Linked DNA regions of Homo sapiens: regions 1 and 2 are each linked to region 3. A link is a loop called in an ENCODE intact Hi-C map of the cell type or tissue named here. Cell type or tissue: endothelial cell of umbilical vein. All regions are shown on one strand. Links, peaks and the distances in the headings refer to the core of each region. The heading gives the core; the rest is flanking DNA.

What was found. A loop is a pair of places that touch in the nucleus more often than their neighbours do. Peaks named below come from ENCODE experiments on the same cell type or tissue, not always from the same donor. Only the 100,000 strongest peaks of a DNase experiment are listed, where the experiment ranks them.
Region 1: it touches region 3 in a loop (3-fold over the local background); 10 of 110 quality-filtered maps call a loop at or near these places.
Region 2: it touches region 3 in a loop (14-fold over the local background); 4 of 110 quality-filtered maps call a loop at or near these places.

The regions. Positions count from the first base shown.
Region 1 is chr5:86,965,060-86,973,348 of GRCh38, forward strand. No RefSeq gene overlaps it. Among named protein-coding and RNA genes, the nearest start is that of MIR4280, 150 kb to the right of the region's middle. In endothelial cell of umbilical vein, for the core only: a CTCF peak has its summit at 3,635; a DNase peak (open chromatin) is centred at 3,432.
Region 2 is chr5:87,044,251-87,052,539 of GRCh38, forward strand. It overlaps MIR4280HG (MIR4280 host gene), which reads right to left. Exons shown (of 2, transcript NR_186582.1): 2 at 4,656-6,714. LOC645261 (PP565) reads right to left here. Exons shown (of 3, transcript NR_188227.1): 3 at 4,656-6,714. Among named protein-coding and RNA genes, the nearest start is that of MIR4280, 67 kb to the right of the region's middle. In endothelial cell of umbilical vein, for the core only: no CTCF peak of the experiment used is centred there; no DNase peak of the experiment used is centred there.
Region 3 is chr5:87,396,496-87,404,784 of GRCh38, forward strand. It overlaps CCNH (cyclin H), which reads right to left. Exons shown (of 9, transcript NM_001239.4): 6 at 5,207-5,277; 7 at 2,899-3,010. Among named protein-coding and RNA genes, the nearest start is that of CCNH, 12 kb to the right of the region's middle. In endothelial cell of umbilical vein, for the core only: a CTCF peak has its summit at 4,025 (motif pointing left); a DNase peak (open chromatin) is centred at 4,016; H3K27ac peaks cover 559 bases.

The sequences.
Region 1 (8,289 bases), core at 1,471-6,470, 430 kb before region 3:
AAGCAAGCCCTTTAGTGAGAATTAGAAAGAAAGAGGAAGTGTGGTGAGTTTACTTTTTGGAATAAAAGCACAAAGCAGAAAACCAATGGGACACCCAGTTACTTTGTCAACAGTATGCCAAACACTAATTTTGGAAGATCCTGTTAAACTTGGTATAGTCCCTGAGTATTATTTTTATTCTCCATTGTCTGTTTCCCAGTTGTGATCATATAATAGTAAAACTCACCTAATGAAAGCACCTGCTTCCTTGTGTTTACAAGAAACAAGGCAAGGGTACAAAAAAAAAAAAAAAGAATGATTAAGACCTACTATTTGATAGCACAATAGGGTGACTATAGTCAATAATAACTTAATTTTGCATGTTAAAATAACTTAAAAGTGTAATTGGATTGTTTATAACTCAAAGGATAAATGTTGAGGGGACAGATACCCCATTCCCCATAATGTGCTTACTTCACATTGCATGCCTATATTAAAACATCTCATGTAACCCATAAATATATGCACCTACTATGTACCCACAAAAATCTTTATTTAAAAAAAAATTAAAAAAGTCAAGCCCAAGTAAACCAAATGATGGTATGGCAGTTTTAGAGGAGAGAGGAAAACAAATTTAGTCCTGCAAGCCCTGCTTATGCTGTAAAAAAGAAAAAAAAAAAAAAAAGAAGAAGAAACATACTAGGAGTTGGCTGAGTCTTAGACATGTACTTGAGGCCTAAGAGAAGAGATCTGTTCTGTGTGCACACAATTGACCTTTGTCACCAAAAAGGAAATAATGTTTCAGTCATTCATGGAGGTAAAAGAGTGGACAAATTGTGTTGAGGTGGACAATTGCATCATAAAAATGCATTTATTATTCTTCATTACCTAATACACTGTAAGTTCTTCAAGGGCAGAGATTGAGTCTCCACTTTTTTCTTCCTATGGCCCACCTTGGTAGCTGACACAAATTAATTACTCATAAATGTTGATACAAAATAAATGAGTGATTTAATTAATTACTTAAAATCCTTTATAAGTCTCAGGCTTACAGTTTTAGAAAAATAACAAACACAGAATTCTTATTAGGCACTAGAAAAATATGTGTCATGGAGGAATTGATATTTGATCTGAGTCTTGATCAACATAATGTGGAAAACGGGGAAAGAGATCTTTGAGGCAGAGATATTAGAATTTGCATGATGAAGAGTCATTTGGGGTGGCTTACATGTATGGGAGGAGACATAAGACACAAGGTATGTTAAGGCCCGACTATGAATAATCTTAAGTGTGATGTGAGAAAATTTGGATTTTAATCAATGGATCATGGGAAACCATAGAATGTTTATAAGAATGCAAGTGTGACTTGTGATCTGATTTGTCTTCTGGAAGGTTAGGTCTGGTACTAGTTTGTATGAAGGACCAAATGGGGACTAGAAAAGAATCAAGTTATGAAGCTATTGCAATGGTTCAGGAAAGCAATAAAATAAAATATGGACAAAGATAAATAAGGCACAAATGTATAATATATTTAAACATGTAATTCCAAAGACTTCTGATGGATATGAGTTGGAGGATATAAGAGAGAGAAGACTCATGGATGAATCCAAGGTTTCTAGCTAGGGAAGTTGTAAAGCTCTCTTTATTAATAAAATCAAAAAGAGATGGAAGATTCGGCAGGAAAGGCCAGATATCAGTATGGGACTTTCTGAGTTTGAAGTGCCTGCAGATATTTTTATGAAGATGTTCATAAAACATCTAGGAAATTAGATATTGATATCTGCAACTCTGGGAAAGACTTGTGATTTGAGGCATGGATTTCAGATTTATCAACGAAGAATTAGAAGATGAGCCCAGGATAAGTAGCTCATCCTGTAAAAGTAGGTAGAACTGGAGGGGGAAAAGGCTGAAATTGAAATCCAGAAAAGTCGACATTCAAGTAGCAAGAGTTGAGGAGGAAACAGAGAATATTCAGGTAGTCAGGAAGAGAGACAGGAGAGAGCTTCTCATAGAACTCAAAGGAAGTCAAATTTCAATGAATGATTGAACCAGATAACAAATAAGATGACTGAAAAAAATTACCACTTGACTGGATAATTTGGAAAAATCTGATGACCTTATTGCAGCATATTGAATTGGGAAACCAGAGTACAAAAGCTGGAAGAAAAAAAAAACTGTAAAGGGAAAATGGTACATCACTGGCAGTTAGCAGTGAAGGAAAGAGCACGATAGAGCTTACGGCTTGAAAAAGTGCCAGAATCAAGAAAATGCTCTGTCTCTGGGAAGTTCTGCTTTCTGTTCCCTGATCAGGGACCAGAGAGGGGCAAAATCTTCCTTTGATCCTAACTCCCTATTTTTTATTTTTCCTCTCTCTTGATCCCCTTGTCTACTTTTCAGATTTAGCCTCACCTTGTAAGTGCTTCCTTTCTGAGGTGTAGGTAAGAAAGATTGAGATTCCATCCGCACGAGACAAACCCAGCAGTTCGGAGCAGTCAAGACAGGTTTGACGGTTTACGGGTTGAGGGGAGATAGATGTGCCAGCTACTGAGGAAACTATGTTTTCCCATTATACCAAAATAGGAACATCCCTCTTAAATTCAAAAGAGCCACTAAACTTCACAGAACTCTTCACCCAAACATTCAGCAAGCCTAAAGCACTTCCATTTTTCTTAATTTGACTTATTTTTACCTCTATATGTCTTTCTTTATTTCCAAGTGATTTTCTTGGCTTCTATCTTCCTGTTGGGTATTTCCCAAATGTTTTGAAAATTCCAACTGACATTGTAAACTTTTTTACTGAGTTGAAAAACTTTATTATGGGGCCTTCTCTCCCTAACCCCCATTTTCAAATGTAAACCAAGTTGGTTTAATTCTAGAGGCCATATGTAATATTTATGAAACCATAAGAATTGTCTAGGAGGGGAAGGGTATAATTTAAATACTAGTTTAGACCATATTCAGCCTTATATAAGTCTTATGAAATACATAGTTAATCTAATTTATAAGCTACAGTTTACGAAAATACACAGCACATTTGGTGCTTATTTCAAAATGGCTCTTTTTTAAAAAAAAAAAAAGTATTGTCAGTTACTAAAGTGAAACTATTCTTTTTTTCAGTGTCACTGCCCCATTTTATATTTTTTTAAAATCACTTGCTTTTATATTAATGTAAATCAACCAATGCCTGTCTCAGGAAAGATTCCATATGGTTCAGTCCAAAACCACTCTCTGCCAAACACATGGAGGTGTCTCACCCACTGGAGAAACTGACAAATGTAAACTCATGAAAATAGAAGGGCCTTTGTTCTCTTGTTCCTCGTGGGCTGCCTTTCAACCTGCCCATGGCCCCACGGCAGGCGCTTATCCAAGGCAGGAAGTATTCTGTCTGAGTATCTTTGAGCTTTGCTCTTGTTCCAATTCCAGAAAACCACAGATTCGTTTATTTGCAATATTTCCAAAAATTTAAATGGCCTAAGGAAATGAGTTAGATGGAGCAGTTAGTAATTTGTCCCTTTAAATTCCCAGTGTTTGTTTCCTGAAGATTTAACAATTTCAGTGTGCCTTTCTAGAGAATTAGTAAGCCAAAATAAACATCAAAATTCTTAAGCTGTGATTTCTGATTTCTTGTTGAATAGCACCACCTCATGGTTATTCTCCTTTCTTAATTATTACAAGAGATGGCTGGCAATATTTGATTTCCCATTCTTACATGTTTTACTTTATAGCCATGACTAAAACTAAAATATGTTCAAATATAGTTTAAATAAACTCGTTTTTCTGGTGCAGCTATTTCTATTTACCCACCACCTCATCATTTGCCCCTGAAGTTTCATTTTCCTACTCCTTTGAACACCTAGCACATCATTTTCTGTATAATGAATGCTGTATGGATGTGTGTTAAATGAATCAGTCTTTGTCAGTCTCACTATTTCTACTACCATCTATATAATGATGGGTTTTAATTTAGTTTTCTTCTTAATCCATTCTAAAATTCAGTATCACTCATGCAAATATATGTAACTGAATGTCAAATAATTTCTTAAAACATAATACATAAACAAAATTTCTCATCTTTTCTTTTTATAAAAGTCTGTAGCATTATTACTTTTGAAATCCTATTTAGAATCTTACAGACAACCTGATTCTTTGTCTTTCCTTATTTCAAATTATAATATTGTCCTTTCTATACCATATCTTTCCTTTCTTTTTCCTCCTCAGCTAAATCTTTGGTTCAATTTTTGTCAAAGTTATGCTGAAGTTACAGCTATTTTACCAGCCACCTCTTTTTAAGCAGATCCTTCTCAGCTTTATTTCAAAACTCATGCTTTTCTGCTGAATTCAAAAATTAAAATTAAAGAATACTATAAAAGTTCCATTTGAAACCATTGGCATCATTATTCTTTCCATTAAAGCACTCCCCCAAATAAAGATAAATATTTAGGTATAAGGATATTCAATATCACTTATTTATAACACTGTAAGACTGGAAACAAAGTAAATGTCCAACTGACAAGGAGATAAATGCCTCTACTAGCAGAAGTGGATAAATTATTGTACATTCATGCAATGGAATGTTAAGCAATCATTAAGAATATTGTGTTTAAGCAAAAATTGGTATTAAATGAAAAGAGCAAAATTTTTAAAAAAACATCAATACAATCTTTTTTTTTTTTTTTTTTTTTTGAGATACGGTCTCAGTGTCACTAGGCTGGTGTGCATGCAGTGATTTGATCATGGCTTATTGTAGCCTTGATCTCCCAGACTCAAGCAATTCTCCTGCCTTGGCCTCCTAAAGTGCTGGGATTACAAGCATGAGCCACCTCACCCGGCCACAGTCATATTTTTTAAAAATATATGTGCAAAGGCCAGAAAAAAATATGCAAAATGCACACCAGATTTGTTGTTAATAATAGGTCTTTTTTGTATTTTTCTAACCTCTTCCTATATTGTGCTGATTTTATTAGAAAGGATGAATTAATTATACAATAAAATTATAAATGTACTTAATTCTTCTTGCTCTATCCAAATTAGCATTTAATTCTGAGTTATAACTCATCAGTTCATGTAAATTTTAAAATTTTAATTTTAAATATTTCTTTTCCTTTCTCAAAAGAGACAGCTACTCTAAAGCACCTTAAAATAGGAGACTCCATCATGTAAGGCACTTAATGAAATATTTAAAATAAAAATGTACATGTGATTAGTTGTCAAGCTCAGGTAAGTTCCCTTAAACAAATTCAACCCATAGTCAGAGAGTTTCATATAAGAAAATGAGTTGAAGAATTCTCTCATCTTCATAACTACAAACCACTCTGGTAAATTGTCCACTTGGAATGGAAGTTGATCAAAAGCTTATAATGGAAAAATATGGTGGCAAGTGTATCTTACCAATCCTTTTCCAATGGCTGTTTATTTAGATACACAAGGCAGTCTGATCTCAGTGAATGGAGGTAATGGTCACAGACCCAGCCGCCTCATGTATTCCATATACAGCTTCTCACTTCAGTGCCTTGCACTGCCACCGACAAAGCTGTGGTGATTACAACATCAATAGTGGTGAAGAAAGGGGAAGATGAAAGGAAAAACATGGAAAAAAGAAAAGAAGGGGACTTAGTAAAAACAATATAGTAATGTATGTATTAAGCGCTTCTCTTATGCTGGGCTCTGTGCTCAGCTCTTCTCATACCTTGCCACACTTTATTTTATTTATTTATTTAGAGACGGAGTTTTCACTCTTGTTGCCCACGCTGGAGTGCAATGGAGCAATCTTGGCTCACTGCAACCTCTACCTCCCAGGTTCAAGCTATTCTCCTGCCTCAGCCTCCCAAGTAGCTGAGATTACAGGCATGCGCCACCATGCTCAGCTAATTTTTTGTATTTAGTAGAGATGTGGTTTCACCATGTTGATTAAGCTGGTCTCAAACTCCTGACCTCAAGTGATCCACCCACCTCGGCCTCCCAAAGTGCTAGGATTACAGGCGTGAGCCACCGTGCCCAATCCATACTTTATTTTCACAGTGACTTTAGGAGGCAGTGCACTATCATCATCTCTGTTTACTGATAAGGACACTGAGATTTATGAAAGGTTGCCTACTATCAGTAGGGGGCAGATTTGTTGCTTCAAAACCATGCTCAACCACTCTTCTGACAGTCGGCCATGGACTATGAAACGTATTTCAGGTATGTCCTTGTGAGAGGGATAAGAATAAAAGAAGGAGTGCAGAGATTTGATTGGATCCATGTACAGCAAATAAATTTTACCTTATTATTGGAATCTCAAATGCAGACTCTAGATGTCCTCAGAGAAGAAAGAAAGAAAGAATTTTAGTCATGTGACTAAAATTGTGCAAGAGAACAACAGGCGTGAAAGTGTAAGCAAATGCCAGAGCCTGGCTCTATTTAGTTTTCATTGACTCTCAAGAATACCTTTTATTACGAGATTTCTCAAAATGAAACTGTACCAATGTTCACAATTCTAATGCTTCTTCTTCATTTTCTTCCTGTTCTCATTTTGACACCATTGTGTCTTCTGTGGTACTGAGAGAAGGGAAGGAGTTTTAATTTGCTCCAGAAACAGAGTTCTTGAGTCTTCAATGGAGTAGAGGAAGAGAAACACTAAAGGAGGTCAGGAGAGAGGATAGGAACTTTCTCATGTGCCCCGATCAACCAGCCCTACATTCCCCAATATGCCAATGACCATCTCACCTCTCCTGCTGGCATCCAGTTCTCAGTCCAGAAACTCCATCTTTCCTACCACTGCAGAGTCCTTGCTCTTGTGGCCAAGTGAGTGGGCAATGAGACTAGAGAGAATTCTTGCTGGACATAGGTGTTTTCTGAGATCCATAATGTTGGTGTATTTGATTAGAAATTTTAAGTGTGGTATTTTTGTATATTTGGGGGATATGTTCTCAAAATAATCTCTGTGTCTCTTTGGCCAGGAAGCATAACCACAGTGAAGGTAATAATAACACACCATGCGAAGGGATTGGTTTACTTTATTGAAAAAAAGGCCAATTTAAATCCAACTCTAAGTTTTAGTGCACAATAATCTATTTCTTAAACTTGAAGGAATTTCCACATGGTAATTTTAAAATGGAAAGAAAGAGTAAAAATGACTGTTTATATAACCAAATCTATAAACTATTCTACAAAACCAGTGTATCAAACAGATTTAAAATTAAAAGCTGCAGGAGGCTGTAAATTAGCCACAATGCTAGCATGTTCTGCCACCCAGATAAACAAACTTTCAAAAAAAGAAGACTTCACAAAACTCAACTCTATAAATTTAATAGAATTACAAAAAAAAACCAATAATTCTTAGAAATAGCAGCTCACCATACCCTTCTACAACTTCATAGAAAGATTTATTTTGATAATTTGAAGCTGTTTACATTTCAAAATAAAGTGTTTTATCATTCTGACCTTTAAAATGTAAAACTTGACATAAAATTCTATTCTTATTGGTTATCTTTTTACTTAGAAATCTTAGATTAAAATGAAATTATAGTTACATGTTCACGTGTGTCTTTTTCCTCATTAGGCTGTAAGAAATTTGAGGAGAAAAAAATCATTATTTATTTATGTTTGCATGTTTCTAGGAACATTAATACAGTAATTTACACATTGTAACTGTTAAAATGTCTTATAAAATACTTATTTTTTCAGTAAATTTAAGACTACTTCAATGAAAATCAAAATATATGGAAGAATTCAAATGTAAAGAATTATTCTGAAATCTTTTGAAACATATAGTCTGTGTTACAAAAGGAGATTGAATTTCATGAAAAAGTATTTATAGGTTAATTGGCAATATTCAAATGTCAGGTGATAGTGTTGGTGAGTATATAAGTAGCAATCCCACACAATTTATGTGTGGATAGGTAACTAAGTACTTAACTGTTCAAGAATAAGCAAAACCCCTCTCTAACCTTCAATACAGACTAATGGAGTTGGCGATAATTTTAAGAATAAGCAGACTTCTTGACTTGCAGGGAAAGAGAAAATTTTTAGTTTGAATCATGAAACAGATTGCTGAATTAGCCCAGTTTATGCATTTTGGAGAATAGGGATTAGAAGAAAATTGGAACAAAAAAGAGAATAGATTCCTTTAGATGACAAGGAGAAGGAGCATAACAGGTAAAGATTCCACTCAAACAGCTGCTCAGGCATCTAGACCCAAAGTCACAAAATACGTATCACTATAAGCCTGACACTATACAGTTTTTTAATGAAGTTACATATTTAATCCTCAAAGTCTCATGAATTAGACTTTATTAATCTGTCCCTTTTACAGATGATGGAGTTGAATCT
Region 2 (8,289 bases), core at 1,471-6,470, 350 kb before region 3:
TTATTCAGCTTCTGGTTCTCCACTAATTTTTCTCTCCCAGGTAGTTTTTCTTTACCTGACTTAATAAAGTTCTACCTTTATGTTCACTGATTTGTATTCAGCCAAAGATTCAAGGACCTTATTATATAGATTTCTGGAGCACTTTTTGTGCATAGCAACTTGTTCTCTGGAAATCTTAGCAGCAAATTCTAGCCACCTCACCTTCTTGATCTCTGGTCTTGGTTTTTTCAACCCATTAAGACTATACGGCTTTGTTTGTATTTCTCCTCCCTTCACTGCAGTCTAGAAATTCTAGGCAGAAAGCTAAGGGCAACTATAGATTTCATTTTATATGCTTCCCTTCTATTAGGAATCCTAGTCCTGTGATTCCTGTTAAACAATTTCTGAAAATAGGTTTTTCAGCTATTTTTCCTGTTTTCTAGTTGTTTTGTCAAGAGAGGAAGACCCACAGTAGTTTCTCATTCATGAGTGAAAGAGCACGTCCCCATGGTAATTGGTCTTCTGTAGAGATACTGCATTTTCTTTGGGACAATTTTATTGTTGGCTCTGTTAAGAGATACAGTATTCATAGCTACAGAGCATATTTTACCTAGTTTTTTCACTGAGGGGTTCCAAAAGTATCATAAAAGTCAAAGGCTTCTTGATAGTAGTATTTTCATGCATGGTGCAGGACGAGTGACCATAATTTATGCCCTTCCGTGGAATAAAAAGGACGAGTGTTTCCAATGGGATGTATGTTTGCAGCTCCTGGTTTTGTGCAACGAGCTGAGGAATAGCCCCTCTAGTACATGGTCTGTAACTTTAAATCCTGTTTTTGTGTTGCCATCAAAGTCCTAGCCTCTAAAGCATTTACCATAATGGGCCACACAGTTTCAATTCCCACTTGCCATTGCTTGTTTCCACTTTATTTCCAGCTCCTAGAGATTTGACTTTCTTGTTTTGAAACTCAGCTATGTGATTTTATACAGCTATAAAATGGTAATTCGTTTTCTGTAATTCAATGTGTTTGTAAAGAAAGAATGCTTTTCAACATCAGTTCTGCCTACCATTTGATTATTAGTGTTCCAAAATTTTTACATGATGCAACTGCAATTCAAAAAGAGTATGTGATTTTTATCAGGGTAGAGACTGATTAGTAAGAGGTTAGTAGAAGGACAGAACAGTCACACCTTTTAAATTAAAAAAAAATCAACAAGTATTTTGTTGCACTTCAATTAATATTGAATTGAAATTTTTCATTTACTGCCCCACAGCAAAAAGTAAATCTAGCTTGAGTGCTGCAAGTATACAGCATTTGGGAATTAGCACATAATAAATATTTATAATTGTTGGATGATTAAAAATAGCAGAAGTATGTTGAAAAATCAATTTTTTAAACAAGTATTAGAAGCAAGGAGCAGAAGATAAAACTATTGCTAAGAAGTTTAGTATTATTACTTTCAAGTGTGTGGAGGATTAAGTCTGAAGCTTATGGAAATCCATATATAAGCCTTTTAATGACTAAATTTTTAAAATTTATTATTGATATATTCAGTTTTTTTAATATTGCAAACGATTTTGCTAGTATCTTTCCTCAATAAGTCTATGTGCTCTCACCCTACCTTTGTCAAGTTTAACAGAGTTCATTTTGTTCAGAAAAATGTTCCAGTACATGTCCAAATTTGGTGACTATAATTTTCCTCTGGTGAAATTGCCATATTTTATTATGCTTGTTTTCCATTTTCTAAAAGAACATTTATTTTTAAAGTTTACAATAATAAAATTGGATGTCCTTTAAAAAATATGGGATTTAAACAGTATTCCTTTGTAATTTCTGTTAAGCAGATTGGCTGGTTATTTTCAAAGTGGAGATTGTGTCAATCAATGTCAATTGCATTGTCTTCTCCAGGTTTGTCAGACACTGTTCCAATATAATCCAACTTTTTAAAACATTTGAGATAATTACTCCTACATCTTTTTCCACATTCTAGGCCAGATACAGAAATAAATGAATGTTAGAAGTATAGTTAGCCAATTTGCATGTATAAATGTCTAGTCCATTTATATCAATCCAAATATGTCTCCCTTAATTTAATTTAAGACTAAGTGCTTTAAATTGATATGATTTTAAAAAGGAAAAGATAAAATAGCATTATTTATAGTCACTAAAATAATCCATGAAAGATTAGGAATAAAAGCTTAAATTTTGATTAAATGACCAATTGAAAACAGAGAATAGTTACAGACTGAGCCTCAATCGTAGAGAAGCCATGACACTTAGGATGAGAAGCATGAGCTAATTCATACAAATAATAAAAAGTTACTAATATGATGAAGTCTGCTGAATTCTAAATTGCTACTGGGTAATTTTTCAGTTAAGTATAAATTTAGCATCTGGCACATTCATCCAACTTGAATACATGTCATGTGGTTAAATAAAATATGAAGAGCTATTTAAAATTTGAAAGATGTAGACTAAATGCTACTAAACTGTTTAGCATTCCACATTTTCATTCCTGAAAATCTAACTTCTCTTCAGGTTTTTCTTCTCTAATAGTAGCCTTAACATAATTTCTAAAGTGAGAAAAATAGTGGGATAAATCATGAAAAATAAAAATATGAATTCCAAATAGTTGCATTTACAAAACACTAAGCCATGCTCAACAAAACTTTTTTTAGGAACTCAATCTTAGAAATGTTTTCTAATATTATTCTTTCATAAATGATAGTTAATAAAGAATAAGCATCTTGCATTTATGTTTTCAGAAGGACTTATAATAATATTTAAGCAAACATGCTCATCAACAGAGAGAAATAAGTGTCTGAAGAACAGTCCCACAGGAAAATCATTTTTTAAATAAATTTTATCCTTTTATGACAGCCATTTTAGTACCATATATCTTAAAAATTAAAATAATTACTCTGAAAATGCCCTACTGCCCATTAGTTGTGGTGGCGATACTTTAGAACCACTATGAATATCATCAGCAGAAGGCTTGTGCTTCCACAAAACCGAATATCATGCAGATATTAAAAGAGTAAGTCAGCCGGGTGCCTAGATTCCTGTATTCAAGGGCAGGAAGCATCCAGCACAGGAGAAAGATGTAGGCTGGGAAGCTAGGCCAGTCTCACTTTTTCATATTTTTCTGCCTGCTTTATATTCACTGGCAGCTGATTACATTGTGCCCACAAGATTAAGGGTGGGTCTGCCTTCCCCAGCCCACTGACTCAAATGTTAATCTCCTTTGACAACACCCTCACAGACACACCCAGGATCAATACTTTGCATCCTTCAATCCAATCAAGTTGACACTCATACACATCTCATACACATCTCCTGAAATCATACATAATCTTTAAATAAAGAAAATAATAAGGTCATAATTAGGCCTAACATAATACAACTATCTTTAGTACAACCGGAAACACACCAATCCCCCAACTCAAATACTATTATGTAAAGTTAACAATACTTCAATTCTGAAATGAAATCAATAAATCTTATGTCACATGATGAAGTCAAAGGAAATAAAATGAAGATATTTTCTTAGTACAGCTGTATACATCTACAAACATGATTTTAACAAAAGGAGGAAATACTCATGACAGTTACAGTCCTCATTTCTGCAGCTGGTCATGTGGTTCTAGCAGGTATTGATAACTATCTTCTTCTACTACCCATTCTGCATTCCCTTTGCCTTCAGCAAGCACCTCAGCAGGTCATATTTTTTTCCTGGTATAGTGACCCAAACCTTCATTCCTGAGGGGTCTGGACCATTTGTAGTCCTTCCTGGATTGAGTTATTGTAGTTTCCCGTTGACCTTAAACACAGGGCATGGTAATACTAAGAGATGCCCTAATGGATCTCCTGTATTCCATGTATACTCTTCCTTACCTCTGTTTTGGAGCAGTAGACTGATTTCATCTTGATGATCTGGGTCAGTCACCCCAGCCAACAGTGTAACTCCCTTTTTAGCCTGTTGACTTAAAGGTAGGAGGATCCCAAAGTGTCCAGGTGGCAATCTTTAACTACCAGTTTAATGGAATCATTGTTTTGTCTCCTGGTGGCACTATTCCTCCATCTGGAACTAAGACCTATAGGCCAGCAGAATGTAATGTCACAGGAACATGAAACAAAAATTTTGCTATTGGAACACTAGGGGTGATGGTGAGTGGTGCCACTTCCACTTGCAGCCCTTGATTCCTGGACCCATGAATCCTGTCTATGGGAGAAACAGTACCATATACTGGACACTAATTCAGAGCATACACGGCCTTCTGGAGAACTTTGCCCCAGCCCTGCAAAGTAATGTCACTGTACACTGTTGGCACTGTAATTGTGACTTCAAAAGGCCATTCCACTGTTCTGTCAATCTAGCTGTTTCAGGATGATGAGGAACATGGTAAAACCAGTGAATTCCATGAGCATGAGCCCACTGCTGCACTTCTTTAGCTGTAAAGTGAGTGTCTTGGTCAGAGGCAATGCTGTGTGGAATACCATGATAGTGGATAAGTATCGGGGGAACCAGCCCCCAATATTTCAACATAGGTTCTTTTCTATTTTCCCTAAGTGTCAGCTGGTCTGAGAAATAAAGGGAAAGAGTACAAAAGAGAGAAATTTTAAAGCTGAGTGTCCGGGGGAGATGTCACATGTCGGCAGATTCTGTGATGCCCCCTGAGCCACAAAACCAGCAAGTTTTTATTATGGATTTCAAAAGGGGAGGGGTGTACGAATAGGGTGTGGGTCACAGAAATCACATGCTTCAAGGGCAACAAAATATCACAAGGCAAATGGGCAGGGCAAGGTCAGAAGGCCAGGGCAAAATTAGAATTACTGATAAGGTACCCTGTCCCACTGTGCATGCATTGTCATTGATAAACATCTTAACAGGAAACAGGGTTCAAGAGCAGAGAACCAGTCTGACTAGAATTTCGCCAGGCTGGAATTTCCCAATCCTAACAAGCCTGGGGGTGCTGTAGGAGACCAGGGTACATTTCATCCCTTATCTACAACTGCATAAGACAGACACTCCCAGAGCGGCCATTTTAGGGGCCTGTCAGTGGGAGTGCATTCTTTTCCCAGGGCTGTTCCTTGCTGAGAAAAAGAATTCAGTGATATTTCTCTTATTCGCTTTTGCAAGAAGAGAAATATGACTCTGTTCTGCCCCGCCCCGCCCCGCAGGCAGTCAGACTTTATGGTTATTTCCCTTGTTCCCTGAAAATCACTGTTATCCTGTTCTTTTAGGATGCCCAGATTTCATATTGTTCAAACACGCATGTTTTACAAACAACTTATACAGATAACATAATCATCACAGGGTCCTGAGGTGACATACATCCTTACTTTACAAAGATGATGGGATTAAGAGATTAAAGTAAAGACAGGCATAGGAAATTATAAGAGTATTGATTGAGAAGTCAGAAATGTCCATGAAATCTTCACAATTTATGTTCAGAGACTGCAGTAAAGACAGGCATAAGAAATTATAAAAGTATTAATTTAGGGAATTAATAAATGTCCATGAAATCTTCACAATTTATGTTCTTCTGCTGTGGCTTCACCCAGTCCCTCTATTCAGGGTCCCTGACTTCCCACAACAGATAATGCATTCCATGAATCCATGGATGGAGTCTTGGCAGAAACATTGCATGCAGGATAGGCAAACCCATATCCAGAGTAAGTGTCTGTTCCAGTGAGGACAAACCTCTGCCCTTGCTATGATGGAAGAGATCCAATATAATCAACCTGCCACCAGGTAGCTGGCTGATCACTCTGAGGAATGGCGCCATATCGAGGGTTCAGTGTTGGTATCCGCTGCTGGCAAATTGGGCACTCAGCAGTGGCGGTAGCCAGGTCAGCCTTGGTGAGTGGAAGTCCATGTTGCTGAGCCCATGTGTAACCTCCATCCTTGCCACCATGACCACATAGTTCATGGGTCCACTGGGGAATAAGAGAGGTGGCTGGGGAAAGAGGCTGAGTGATGTCCACAGAACAGGTCATCCTATCCACTTGATTATTGAAATCCTCCTCCGCCAAGGTCACCCATTGGTGAGCACTCACATGAGATACAAATATCTTCAGTTTTCAATCACTCAGAAAGGTCCATCCACTTACCTCTTCCCCAAATTTCTTTGTCACCAATTTTCCAATCATACTTCTTCCAAGTCCCTGACCATACAGCCAAACCACTGGCTACAGCCAATGAATCAGTATATAATCGCACATCTGGACATTTCTCCTTCCAGGCAAAGTACACAACCAGGTGCACTGCTCGAAATTCTGCCCACTGGGAAGATTTCCCTTCACTGCTGTCCTTCAGGGATGTCCTAGAAAAGGGTTGTAATGCAGTGGTCTACTTTCAGGTAGTGCCTGCATATCATGCAGAATCATCTGTGAACCAGGCCTTAGTCTTCTCTTCCTCTGTCAACTAATCATAGGGAACTCCCCATGAAGCCACTGGTGCAGGCTAGGGGAGAGGAGGCAGGGTGGCAGGAGTGGAGACCATGGGCATTTGAGCCACTTCTTCATGTAACTTATTTGTGCCTTCAGGACCTTCTCAAGCCCGATCAAGTATACTTTCATTTGATGATGGAATGCTGCTGTGCATGACCCACTTTATGGCTAGATAGGTCAGAAAGCACCCAGTTCATGATAGGTAGTTCAGGTTGCATGGTGACTTGATGATCCATAGTCAAACATTCGGTTTCCACCAAAGCCCAGTAACAGACCAATAGCTGTGTGTCAAAAGGAGAGTAGTTATCTGCAGAAGATGGCAGGGCCTTGCTCCAAAATTTTAGAGGCCTCCCCTGTAATTCACCGATGGAGGCCTGCCAAAGGCTCCAAACAGCATCCCTATCTGCCACTGACACCTCAAGCACCATTGGGTCTGCTGGGTCATATGCCCCAAGTAGCAGAGCAGCTTGCACAGCAGCATGGACCTGTTGCAGAGCCTTCTCCTGTTCCGGACCCCACTCAAAACTGGCAGCCTTTTGGGTCACTTGATAAATGGGCCGGAGTAACACACGCAGATGAGGCATGTGTTGCCTCCAAAATCCAAATAGACCCACTAGACATTGTGCCTCTTTCTTAGTTTTAGGAGGGGCCAAATGCAGCAACTTATCCTTCACCTTAGAAGGAATATTTTGACAGGCCCCACACCACTGGACCCCTAGACATTTTACTGAGGTAAATCCCTGTATTTTAGTTGGATTTATTTCTCATCCTCTGGCAGCCAAATGTCTCACCAATAAGTCTAGTGTGTTTGCTACTTCTTGCTCACTGAATCCAATCAGCATAATGCCATCAATCTAATGGACCAGTGTGATATCTTGAGGAAGCAAAAAGCCATCAACATCTCTCCAAATAAGATTATGACACAAAGCCAGAGAGTTGATATACCCCTGAGGTAGGATAGTAAAAGTATATTGCTGGCCTTGCCAGCTGAAGGCAAATTGCTTCTGGTGGGCCTTATGGACAGGAATGGAGAAGAAGGCATTTGCAAGTCAATGGCTGCATACCAGGTAACAGGAGATGTGTTAATTTGCTCAAGCAATGCAACCACATCTGGTACAGCAACATATTATTCAATGACAAAAAGCTAAAAGCTTTTCCCCTAAGAAATGGGAGTAGACAATGATGCCTACTCTTATCACTCTTAGCATATACTGGAAGTCCTAGCCAGAGCAATTAGGCAAGAGAGAGAAATAAAGAGCATCGAATTTGAAAGGAGGAAGTCGAATTCTTCCTGTTTGCAGGCAACGTATCATATATATAGCAAAACCTAAAGACTCTACAAAAAAACCCTCTTAGAACTGATAAGCAAATTCAATAAATTTGCAGGATACAAAATTAATATTCAAAAAACAAAATTCAAAATTAATATTCAAAGAAATCTTTCTATACGTAAATAAAGAACTAGCTGAAAAAGAAATCAAGAAGGCAGTGCCATTTACAATAGCTACCAAAAAATAAAATAAAATACCTAGGAATAAATTTAACCAAGGAGGTGAAAGACCTCTACAAGGAAAACTGAAAAACACTGATGAGAGAAATTGAAGAGGATACAAACAAATAGAAAGGCATCCCACGCTCAAGGATCAGAAGGACTAATATTGTTAAATGACAATACTAACCAAAACAATCTATAGATTTAATTCAATTCCTATCAAAATGTCAATGACATTCTTCATAGAAATAGAAAAAAATCCCTAAAACTTGTACAGAAGCACAAAAGACTGAATAGCCAAAGCAACCCTGAGCAAACAGAACAAAGAAGGAGATATCACACTACCAGACCTCAAAATATACTA
Region 3 (8,289 bases), core at 1,192-6,191:
GCACCTGTCGTCCCAGCTACTTGGAAGGCTGAGGCAGGAGAACTGCTTGAACCCGGGAGGCAGAGGTTGCAGTGAGATCACGCCACTGCACTCAAGCCTGGGTGACACAGCAAGACTCCATCTCAAAAACAAACAAACAAACAAAAAAGCCAGAAAATTGGGCAAAGGGGATAAATAAGCAATACAGATGAAATATAAGTGACTGTTAAGTATGGAAAGTTCAATGTCCCATAATCAAGAAAATGCAAATTAAAATACCAATGTGATACTTTTTCACCCAGACTAGCAAAAGCTAAGCATTGATAATCACCCATTGTACAATATGTATGAAAAATGCAAAGAAGAAAAAAACGCTGCTTATTTCATAAATATATGGATATACGTGCAGAGAAAAGGCTGGCAAAGGTAAACAACTGCTAAGTAACTTCTGAGGTCATGACAGATTTGGGTTTTGATCAAAGGGAACTTTGGTTTCACTTGTATTGACTGACAATGACAAAACAGTTTTTGTGTCATGAAAACTAAAGGTAAAATAATTTTGAAGATCAAGGAAAACAAATATTTAGTCCTAAAGTAGCACTACTCATGGTAGCAAGTACCAGAGCTGGTCCATGAACAGTTTCCAGTTTGCAGTGAGTTAAGTACAGGAATTGTGTTTCATAATTTTTTTTTTGTTTTTTTTTTTGAGACAGAGTCTTGCTCTGTTGCCCAGGCTGGAGTGCAATGGCGTGATCTTGGCTCACTGTGACCCCTCCAGGGTTCAAGCAGTTCTCCCTGCCTCAGTCTTACAAGTAGCTGGGATTACAGGCACCCACCACCACGTCCAGCTGATTATTGTATTTTTAGTAGAGACGGGGTTTCGCCATGTTGGCCAGGCTGGTCTCGAACTCCCGACCTCAGGTGATCCGCCCGCCTTAGCCTCCCAAACTGCTGAGATTACAGGCATGAGCCACTGTGCCCGGCCCTAGAAATTTTTAATAGCAATTTGATATAATAATTTTATGACTGCTGAATCTAATAAAACTTGAGCTTATGTTTTTGTCTTCACTTTTCTAGTAATTCATTTTTTATTGAATTTTACAAAAGTATACATCTAGTGATTTTTTTTTAAAAAAGTCCTTCGCAGTTTGAGAAGCACCCCTCAAGTACTCATAGATATTCAGAATTTGGCCCAGTACAAGGCAGATGGCAATCTGGAATACAATGTAAGCTATGGCAGTTAAGAATTTTGGATTATGGTCCATTCAGTTACTTAGCTAGAAAGGGTAGGATTAGTAGTTCAGTGGTCTAATCCAGGGGTGGATAAACTTTTTCTTTAAAGAGACAGTAAATATTTTCGGCCTTGCAGGCCCTATAACCAGTTTCTGTTGCAACTACCTAACTTTTCTGCTGTATCATGAAAATAGCCATAGGTGATATATAAACGAATAGGTGTGCTACATTCCAAGAAACTGTGTTCTAAAAACGCTAATGGGCTGGATATGCCTGGTAGGTAACAGTTTGCCAACCCCTGGTCTAATCCCATTTCAAAATCAATGCAAAAAGGACATAATCAGTGCTGCAATACTTTTATTCATTAAAGTCAACATTACTTCTCTGTAACCACTCTGAAAAATTCCTGTTACCACTGAAACCGAGGAGTGAATGAAATCCACCAATTTCAAGTTCTATGCTAAAACATGCTTTGTCGTTATACCTATAACTATAATAAAACAACCTCATATTCTGCACACTTCCTAAGTCCGTAGATATTCCCCAACTACAACTGTATAGGTAAGGAATTTGAGTCATGTGTATTTGACATAAAGGCCTTGGAATTGCTGTTCTGGCTTTTCATAGTTATCCAGCAGCACATATTCACCAATTACAGAAATAATACCTCAAATACATCTTAAATATAAGATGCCACAGATAACTCCCATTAAATTTTAACAAATAAGGTATAACTTTAAGTAACAAAATGCATCCCACAGGAAATAGAAAATGGCAGTTTCATTAATCCTAGTACCTGTCCAAATTCCCAACTGCTTAAACACCTAAAAAAGAAAGTTTCAGTGGATCTTTCAATTTGCAAAGCACAAATTGCCAATTTTATGGTGATTTTCACATTCAGCTTACAAATCAATTAAGAGACATTAAAGGTGTTCTTATGGCTAGCCACAAGAAGAAATTACATGGCCTCTTTTCCTATTGGCTTTGTGGTCACTATAAAGTTTGTCACTGAAAGAAGTATGCCGGGAGGCCAAGGTGGGCGGATCATGAGGTCAGGAGATTGAGACCATCCTGGCTAACACGATGAAACCCCGTCTCTACTAAAAATACAAAAAATTAGCTGGGCGTGGTGGAGGGCGCCTGTAGTCCCAGCTACTCAGGAGGCTGAGGCAGGAGAATGACCTGAACCTGGAAGGCAGAGCTTGCAGTGAGCTGAGATCGCGCCACTGCACTCCAGTCTGGGCAATAGAGCGAGACTCCATCTCAAAGAAAAAAAAAAAAAAGAAGTATGCCAACTTTCTCTACTCTAGCTAACAGAAGTCTGGAAGAGCATATTTGTTCCTCAGACCAGATATCACAACTTCAAAGAGACAAAAGATTAAAAGGACAGGAAAAGGTAAAAGGATTCCTTAGGAAGACCCTGACCCCTGAAATCCCATGAGAAGTAACAGAACAGGACAGGGCCTGCAAGCCAAAGAACATATGAGTCACAGCAGGATCAGAACTGCACAGTGAATGCCGAACTATTACCTTAATCTCATTAGAAATGTCCATTCAATAAAGAAAATCTGATTTTATGGATCAGTCAGCTTTCCTCTAATGAGCAAACACCAATAAAATGATTTACGAACCAGCTGGACTGGATAACAGTTATGTCTATTGATTAACACTGTCACATTAACTTACGTGATTACGTTAAGTGCAAGCTCAGCAGAATGACATCGCTCCAACTTCTGTTTCAGAACAGCAACTTCTTCAGATCTGGGTGGTTCATACTTCTTTACTAAGTTTCTCATGCCTATGTGGATACAAAAAAAGAATTTAAACTGAATAAGCAAACCTCCTTCTCATAGTAAGGGAGCTGGTTACTTTTCCATTTTGTCATAGGAAACAACACTCTTCAAATGACATGGTTATTCTCAGGATTTGCATCATTCTGCATTTCATTCTACATTAAAATCCAATAAGCACTGTATGTTTAGTTCAAGTAATTATGGCTCTCTGCTGTTTAGCCCATATCATATACAGCATAAAGCACACTATAATCTAGCATTAATTTTTGGCAAATCCTACTGGGGTCACTTCTTGTTCAGTTTTAAGACTTAAAAAAAAAATCCCTAAATGATTTAGTGAACATGTTTTGTTCTCTATCACCAACCATCTTCGTAGTATTCTATTCCATAGACAGTGGGCCAAGCATATACTTCCTGTTTTCAAAGGAAACTGTTATTACACAACATGCAATAAAGGGAGGATGCTCAGTAAAAATTTGTTAATAATCCTTTGCTTTAACAAAACGCAAACCCTATACAAAAATGTCCACTTTAGGTTAAAAGCAAACTACTGTATCAGTAACTTTATAATTGCAAAAACATCCTCTAGCTGATCTTGTTATTCAACTATAATAAACCAAAGAATACAAATTTCAAGATTAGGGGAATGATGAGAGATCCAATGGGCTTATTATTACTATTAGCCAGCCATGTGATCCAAATGACTACACTACTGACCTATTTCATAATGCAAACAAAGCAGTATTTTTAACTGAATTAATACTTGTAACTCAACACCCTTAGGACAGTATCTATGTTCCAAAAATTACAAATATCTTAGTAGCATTAAACTTCTGAGTGTTTTATGAAGAGCTGTTTTTATTTCATTTTAAAACAAGTGGAGCAAAATAAAGGTATTGAGAAGAAATCAGTAATAAAACTAAGCTATGAAATGAGTACAGTGGAATAAGACCTTTACCTACTAAATTCTATGATCCTAACAGCTACAGTCAAATCACAATTAGCTTTTAAAGTGTACCCCCTAGTGGTATAACTAAAGACCTACAGTTTATAATTCATAAATCACAGCCATCATTCTCAAAGGAAGCCCTCAGGATCACTTCGAGCAGAGAATCAGGAAATGATACATAGATGCCCTGAAGCATCTTAAATTTTAAAACACAAAATATATAAAATGTATGCCCATTTACTGTCATCGAAAATCAAGATTTCAATCTTATATTCTACTGGTTTAATATTTAATTACAATACACATTTAATTAACAAGAACAATTTACACAAGAAGGTTTGGAAACAAACATGATCGACTTTTAACCCCAAAGAGTAGCTTAGCAGCCATGACCAAGTGTGCCACGGTCAAGAATGGAGAATGCTGGCTAATCCAGCCAATAAGTAAAGTAGAGATTCTACTCAACTCTCAACACCGGCACTAATGACAGGGTTTCTCAACACCAGCACTAATGACTTTTTGGGCTGGATAAGTCTTGATTACGCAGGGCTGTATTAGTTTCCTGACATTGCTATTAAAATTATCACAAAAGTGGTGGCTTAAAACAACGGAAGTGTATTCTCTCATAGTTCTGGAGCCCAAAAGTCTGAAATGTTTCACTGTGCCAAAATTAAGGTGCTAGAAGGGCCATACTCTCTCTGGAGGCTCCAGGGATGAATCCATTCCTTGCCTGTTCCAGCTTCCGATGGCTGCCAGCTTCCTTTGGCTTGCAGCCACATCACTCCAATTTTCAAGGCAAGCATCTTTAATTCTTTCTCTGCTGTCTTAACAGTGCCTTCTCTGAGTGTGTCAAATCTCCTTCTACCTTTCTCTTAAAAAAATAATTTATCTACAAAATAGAAGTTCCAAATTTAAACATTATCCTTAAGTTATTTCCCATTACATCTTTTTCAGTGCCTAGTATGTTTCTTTATTCTTTAAAAGGATCCTGTTGTCAATCTCTAAATCCTTTCTAAATCTGACTCTATTTTCACTCTTTGCATAAGTTCTATATAAATGAACACTACTTCCTTCTATATACCTTCTATTTGTTCTAGACCAATGTGTCTTTCATGCTTCCATAATACAGTAATTCAATGAAAAGAAATCTAAACAAAAATCTGTTATATTTCTAGTTAAACACCAAGAGATTTATTTAGAAAGGAGCTTTGTATTGGAAGAAACATTTTGTAAAGTGTTCTCTTTTACTTACTTTTCATTATATCTAGTAACTGTGACAGGCAAGTTCTGTTCTCTTTCAGCATCAGACTCTCTGATAAATAACTAGTAAAGAAAAGAAAAAAAAATCTATTGAAAACATACAGCACATTGAGAAAACATGACATCATAAATTATTTTCCTCCATCCTCATCAAAGGCAATTAAAAAATTTTTAAATTTATGAATGTATAATCTGTAACTCCTATATTTTAAGGATTTATTACCACTTACATTAAAAGATGTTTATTGTTCCTTTAAGTTTAGTGACATTCAGGTACAACCTTTCAGAGGGAAAATAGTATGAAAGCAACAGTAATAGCCAGTACTTATAACATTTATATCTTTTAATATAGAAGCCCAATAAGGCTAACCTTATTTTACAGATGAGGAATCTGAGTTACAGGGATGAACAAGTCATGATCTTGTAACTTGCCCAAAGTAATAAAGCTAGGAAGCAGCAAAACTGGAATCTGGCACTAGTAAGGATTCTCTATTCCCTTAATATGAAAGCCATTTTATCTATAGTTGCACTTCTGTGGAGTAACAGACATTCAAACCAACAAGACTACCACCTAATGCTTTATAAATCTATTGCATCTTATTTGCATCAAGTCCAAATCAAAGGTGTTAAACTTACTTATCAATGTGATATAAAACCCAAATTACCTGTTTTTCTCAGAGCCACTGACAGTATGAAAATATAATTTCTATATTAAAATTTCAGTTACTCTGAAGTTTTACATACCTGAACTTGACCTATGATTGATAAAAGGCGAAATGAACAGATTCTCAAAATGTTAAATAGTTTTTCAAACACAAATGCAAAAAACTTATTTTTCTCTTGGGGGTAATAGTTAGAAAAATAGAAAGCAATGCTTTAAGAACTCTTGTTGCTGTCTTTATCCAGATTTATTTAAATTTTATTATAAAGTTTGGTAACTGTTTGATATTACATCATCATCATCTACTGTGGGAATAAATTTTGGATCTGAAAATCAGGAAATCTCCTGACAACTAATCCATTTCTGGCTACCAGTAATTCAAAATAACTAGTTTTTTCCTTTCCCTCTCCTACCTAAAATTCCTCCCATTTTTGTCATCTTCCTTTATTTTTACTCTTCATTTCCTTTTGATTTCTTAAGCATAAGGGTCATAGGTTTGGTGCTAAGAGTTGGCTGACTAGACTCATTATCTCTGTGAAGTTAGCAACTCTTAACCTCAATTTTGAATTTGAACTTATAATATTGTGGTGTTTTAATAAAATCCACAGGCAATAAGAATACCTAAAGTAGCAGATGAAAAATAAAGCTCTAAATCTGCAAGAAAGAGAAGAAAATCCAGAAATAACGGTAATAATCCTATGATTAATAATCTGAGGCATTATCCAGACTATGACAACAGCACAGGGGCTTTCCCTTTTGAAATCAGCAATAAATGTAAAGCTCATTTCCACATATCCCAAAAATTTGCCTGTAAATCAGCTGTAAGTTAAAAACGTTTGGAAAGCATTTCCCTAAAGGAAAAAAAAAAAAAAAAGGCCCAATGTCTAGTCTCTGGGAATGTTACGAAAGCCTATTAAATTTGCAAGGAGCCAAAGGTATGGCAATTTCAATTTTGCCTTCCTGGAATTATAATGAACTAAACTTCTAAGATGAAATAAATTCATTTGGACCTTCACTGAAGAATTTATAGATGCACTATATACAATGCTTCAAGATTAATCAAACTTTTGGTTATTTGAATTGTGGAAAAGAGGACTTTTGTTCCCTTACAGAATGAAGTCTGCAGGCCAGGTATGGTGGTGTGCACCTGTCACCCCAGCACTTTGGGAGGCCTAGGCAGGAGACTACTCGAGTCTAGGAGTGACTGAGATGAGCCTAGGCAGCATAGGGAAACCCCAACTCTACAAAAAAAACAAAAAGATTAGCCAAGGTGTGGCGGTGTGTGCCTGTGGTTCCAGCTACTCAGCAAGCTGAAGTAGGAGGATCGCTTGAGGCTGGGAGGTTGAGGCTGCAATGAGCTTTGACTGTGCCACTGCATTCCAGCCTGGGTGAGAGTGAGATGCTGTCTCAAAAAAAATAACCACCCAACCCCCACAAAATTAATGGAAGTCCACATCTTAACTCCATATACATCAGTAATTTACATGACTATCTTTCCTAACACAGAGATTTATCTTATTCATACTCCTAAAGTGTAGTACAGTGCATAGTAGTACATAGAAGGTATCTAATAAATGTTTGCTTAGTAAATAAGTGGAGATATAAATCACTTTGGGATTAAACGTATACATTTATATACAGTTGGTGAGCTGCGTTTGCAGAGAACAGGCATATCATAAATAAAATATAAACCTACAATCCCTTATCCTAGATGCAGATGTGTTGCGAAATTCTTATTAATAAGTATTCATGTCTTAGAAAAGTTATCTGGTGTATATATTATGAAATGTGAAATACCCAAGTGATGTCTGTAATCAGGAATATTAAGATTTCTGCAAGGGAACACAAATATTCCTATTAAGTGAAATAAAAACTAAATACAATCTGCTCTATTTGCTGCCACCTTATCAATGGATTCTGAAATTATGGATAAGGGATTATAATCATGTAAAATAGTTTTAATTAACTTTAGGAAGTTTTATCATCTTTCTTCCTCAGCTATTTCTAGGAATGAAATCAAGCAGAACCTCAAAGGTCATAAATTGAGAAACTTAATATAGAAACTAAAAATGTCTAATTGGCTGCTAGCTTGTGCTTCAGTTAGTTAACAATATTTAACTTCCGCGTGTCATACATGCTCTACAGAAGGGGAATAAAGATAAAACAAGGCAGACATTTGCTGCACTCAAGTTGCTCACCAGTTCACAGGAACTTCTAAATTTGTCATATACTGATAGCTATATCAGTCTTTCAAGGATCACCTGGTTTACTTCTACTTTAATCCTAAATGTATCCTCTTAGTTTAACAGTATTTTTCATGATGTTTAAAGATTTCCTCAAAAGGCAATTTCATTTCTTCTTCTCACCAACCATCCCAGCCACAAAGAATATTAAAGATTACAGTCAGAAATGAT